2 separate regions of the Homo sapiens genome follow, and region 2 is linked to region 1. A link is a loop called in an ENCODE intact Hi-C map of the cell type or tissue named here. Cell type or tissue: PC-9. All regions are shown on one strand.

Region 1 (2,500 bases):
AACTACAATAAGCAAAAATAAGGGTTTTGAGTACATATAAATAGAAAATGTCTTTGCAAAATAAAAGAGAAATTTATTTTATAAGATCTATAAATATATTTTACTTGAATATGTTACTTCTGTTTATGCATGGGAATCTCTCCTCTAGGATTTTGTCCTCTAGGGAGTTTTCTGTGCTCTACCAGGCTTGGTAGCTCATGAGGCAATTCATTAGACATTTCAAAATTCATTGCAATTTATCTCTTTCTCCAGGCACAGAGAGAAATACAAAACTTTCTTCAAGAGGTCTTTATATTTCATATTCTAATACAGGATACACAAAGAGTAATCTTTCTCAGCTCTGACATCTGGTATATTTTTAACCATAGGCATCAATGAAACAAAAAAAAAGTTTGAGAAACAGTCAACTCACTATAATCACCTTCTCAAATATTTATATGTGCAGTTTGACAGAATGTAAGCTAAAGATTCTGGAAACTTAAAAACATGCAAGAATCTATGCCTGGTGAAATCTATGTGCCGTTACCTACCTGAACCTATTGTTTGCAGACTACTAATCGTTTATTTGAGATATCCGATCCAATTTTAATTGCCCACAACAACATCTTTAGAGTCTAAAGTTAAAACATTGACATAATGTATTCAAGAATATCATAAGGGGAAAGTGAATTAATCATACATTTGATGCATATTTATTAGTTGCCTATTTTGAACCATATTCTGTAAGTCAGGAAGATGAAAAATGAATTCACCTATAAAAAGCTTTAAATGGAATGGGCAAAATATGAATCACATACATGAAAGCATTAGTGATATGGTTTGGCTCTGTATCCCCACCCAAATCTGATCTGGAATTGTAATCCCCGTGTGTCAAGGGAGGGACCTGGTGGGAGATGACTGGATCATGGGGTGGTTCTCCCATGCTGTTCTCCTGATAGTGAAGGAGTTCTCATCAGATCCGATGGTTTAAAAGTGGCAGTTTCCCCTCCACTCTCTCTCTGTCTCTCCTGCCAACTTGTGAAGATGTGCCTTGCTTCCCCTTTGCCTTCTGCCATAATTGTAAGTTTCCTGAGGCCTCCCTGGCCATGCAAAACTGTGAGTCAATTAAACCTCTTTTCATCATAAATTACCTAGTCTCAGTAGTATCTTTATAGCAGTGTGAAAACAGACTAATACAATTAGTGACAAATTAATATTATATATTTTCATTATACTTTGTGTAATTACAAAATACAATGTAATATTATGCAATGCAATAAACTGCTAATTTTTTCTTGCAGCGATAAACAGAAAAGTGGTTAGGACTTACCAACACAAGCTGCCATGGATCATTGTCTATCTGTATCGGAAATTAATGCTTACACGTGCATATGCATTATATGTGTGTTTTTCAAATTTCTGTGATAATAATAAGTCACCTGGGGAACTGGTTTTTCTTGTAATAGGCCCTTTTAAGACATACTGAAATGAATTTGCAGAGGAACTGGATAATCTGCATTTTTAACAAATGACTCCTTTGATTCAGATTAGGCAGGTTTAGAAAACACTGCAATCTACAATGCCATGACAATATTATTATTCCCGTGTTATAGTTGAAAAAACTAAGGTTAGAGAGATTAATTAACTACTCCAAGGACTTCCAAGTTAGGAGAAAGCAATCTGACTTCCAAAACTTTTGTTCTTTTCACCGTACTAAGCTTTCTTTGTTCTCTGAGAAAATAATTAGGTGAGATGTAGAAAAATGGAAATAAAATGCTTATAGAAAAATTTATTTCTATTGCTGCTTAAAAACAATGTTATAGAAAAAAAAAACGTGAAGATGGCAGATAGGAGGCAGGACTAGCTTGCAGCTTTCACTTGGACAGGCAGAGCAGCGTGTGGAGACTCACATTGTGAACTTTTGCTCCAAGAACTACCGCAGGAGCATATCAGGAAAGCCAAGAGAATCCACAGACTCTTTGAAAGAACTGGATCACCATGGCAGGCTCCCCGAGACACCGAAAAACTGTAAGTCAGCTTGCTTTCTCAGCAGGGAGGCTCGTGGTCTAGGGCAAGTTCTCAGCCCTGGTCACCAGCTGCCTGGAAGTAGACATGGTGCTGTTGGTGGGGCACGGTGGGAGTGAGACCAGCCTTTAGGACTGTGGCTGTGTGGGAGTGGAGTGAGGCCTGTGACTGCAGCTTTCCCCCACTTCCCTGGCAACCTGTATGACTCAGCAGAGGCAGCCCTAATTCCCCTAGAAATATTACTCCTTTGGACTGGGAACAAAACCCCATCCCCCACAGCAGCCACAGCAAACCCCACCCAAGGAGACATTGAGCTCAGGCATGCCTATCCCTGCCCCAACCTGGTGGTCTTTCTCTACCGGGCCTGGTAGCCAAAGACAAAGGTCATAATCACTTGGGAGCTCTATGGCCCTGCCCATCACCTGAGAAACCTGAAGGCTTAACCAGGCCTCCCTGGGGCAAGTTTGCATCCTCCCTATGGGAATGCAGCTATGTA
Region 2 (2,500 bases), 300 kb before region 1:
GTCTTTTGAATAATTAATTCATGCTGCCATCCTTGAATTGAAATTAAAGCATTTTAAAGGTCTTAGGGAACTTCAGAATCCTCCCAAACCAGGGTGTTTTGAAACTGGATTGGATCTTATTTCTTTCTACAAAATGCTAAGGAGGCATCACGGCATGTAAAGCCAACTCCATCAAGAAGTCCACTTGGGCTCTGAGATGTGTGAGAAATGACACTGCACAAGAGTCCAACTGAATAGTTCGGGAAATAGGCCAAAGGATTAAAAACAGTATCATGTAAGGATTAGGAATTTAGCTTAAGACATGGCTCCCTAGTATAACGTCAACATGACTCATTCATTTTGAGTTGGCTGAAGAAATTTTAGATGCATTTTGAAAGATCATCTGGCTTTCCTCTTACAACATAGATTTGATCCTTGCACCATCCAAACCAAACAGTCTAATGCATTGAAAAATGTGCCTGAGAAGGAAAAACAGAATCATCATTACTTTTTCTTTTTCCTTTTACCTGAAACCTAGGTGTGAGGTTCTTGAGAAATTAGTCTTATTACATTGACCAAACACTAATGCTTTCTGGAAAACTTTGTTCTTCTGGAATTGCACAGAGTATACTTTTAAACATGGCATCTGCATCTTAGATGCCCTATTTTAAGTCTGATTAATCTAATCCGGGGAGGTAAATTAGGCCCTTTAGTAGTCTATTAACTTTCTCCTACCCCGAACGGAAAATTTATTAAATTATCTTTATGTGTTCCAAGAAAGCAAACTTTGAAACTGGCCAGCAAGCTTGTAAGAGCCTAATGACGATCGCGGCATGAGTTTCCATCAGCTTTTGGTGTTATTTTAATACAATCCAAATGTAGACTTAAGCTATTAGTGTGTACTCACGTTCTCTCTCTCCCTGTGCTTGTCTCTTTCTCTTCCTTAAAGTACAAACACATGCACACACTGCCACTTTCTCTTTCTCAACACACACAGGCTTGAATAATTTCTATTTATTTCTCAGTTCTACTTTCCTCTCAGAATTCCTTTCCTGACCCCCAAATCTAGGTTCAGGTGTTCCACTAATGCACTCTTACTGCAACAGCTAACTTGTCCATCTCTACACTAGTCTGCAGACAATATGACGGGGACTGTTTTTGTAATTGACCTCTGTATCCCCTGGGCCCTGGCAAAGTACCTAGTATGTGGAAAGCACTCAATACAATTTTGTTAAATAAGGAAATGAATGAGTGCATTAATCTAGCCCTTGTATGCTTAGATCTGCCAAAAGACAAAGCTACAACAAATTTATCTTAAAGATCTCAATTGGCTTTATTGCATTTTTAGAATTGGGCAACACTTCATTCCATAAAATAGAATAAGTGTTCCAATAAGCTGAGTGGAAGGGTTTGGTTTTATAGACGGAGAAGAACTGAAGAAAGCAGAAATGTAGAACAAAATGTGACTGGTCATTTCAAAGCTATTTCCCTTGTAAGGCAGGAACAGGGAAACAATAGAGAAATAACTGATTGCTTAATATCAGGTTACTTCAGGTTACCTTCCCTTTAAAGATTAAAGGCAGAGGGAACTTCATTATCCTGTAGATTGAAACCAGTCTGTTTGGGAAATTAAGCTGTTATCTCTCCTTTTGGGCTTCTCCAAAGGTTAGATAACCACTCAGTTTTGGTTTGGTAATGTGGAACCACAGCGTGAGCGACTCCGTTTTGATTTTTAGTCTGATCTGTTGGGGTCTAGTGTAGGAGTGTAGCTCAAAACAATGGCCTCCTATAATTTTTTATTTACCAGAAATAAAAGGAAATATACAAATGTAATCCATTCCTTGATGATCCTCTATCAAGAAGTAAGTCTTTAATTTCCCCAGTTAAAAAAACAATTCATCTTCCTAGAACCTCTGGAATGAACAGTTTTAGACCCCAAAGTAAAAAATACATACAGTCAAGCTAACTCTGTTTAATTAAATGTTTTCCGTAAGTATTGAAAAACAACTTTTGAGCAATGTGAATAGCTATTGTGTACAAAAGTTAGGTAGAATATAATATTATCCTTATTTTTCAGCAATTATATATTTACAATATATACTTGTTTCACAAAACAAGAGAGAAACAGGCAGATTTTTTTTACTCCCAGTTTAGTGGCTCTTCAATACAACATGCCACTAACAAAAAGGTATTAGAAAGAACCAAAAGAAAATTCAAAATTCAGAAATGGCACAAAAAGATGATCTTTGTTGTAAACAAGAAAATAACAGAAGCCAATTTCTACAAGTATGCACTAAAACATATAGGGAAAATACCTTACATCATAATTTAGTCCCTAGGACCAATTTTGAAAGTCAAAACTTCATTTTATACCTCTGCATTTCACAAGATCACATACCAAGGAACATATGAGGTCTTCAATTCTTGGGAACTAAGTCTGTGGTTTACCGCCCAAGGTCTCTCCCAGGTTTTTGTTATCACTGGCAACAGAACCACTGTTGGAAGCCCACTGCAGAATTAA

The links. Hi-C counts contacts between places; a loop is a spot of excess contacts. Peaks named below come from ENCODE experiments on the same cell type or tissue, not always from the same donor. Only the 100,000 strongest peaks of a DNase experiment are listed, where the experiment ranks them.
Region 2: a loop joins it to region 1, with 6 times the contacts of the local background. A loop is called at or near these places in 2 of 110 quality-filtered maps.

The regions. Positions count from the first base shown.
Region 1 is chr3:155,268,774-155,271,273 of GRCh38, forward strand. No RefSeq gene overlaps it. Among named protein-coding and RNA genes, the nearest start is that of STRIT1, 24 kb to the right of the region's middle. In PC-9, no CTCF peak of the experiment used is centred here; DNase peaks (open chromatin) are centred at 1,488, 2,178 and 2,468; H3K4me3 peaks cover 1,992 bases; H3K27ac peaks cover 1,704 bases.
Region 2 is chr3:154,970,674-154,973,173 of GRCh38, forward strand. No RefSeq gene overlaps it. Among named protein-coding and RNA genes, the nearest start is that of MME, 110 kb to the right of the region's middle. In PC-9, no CTCF peak of the experiment used is centred here; a DNase peak (open chromatin) is centred at 1,438; H3K27ac peaks cover 1,585 bases.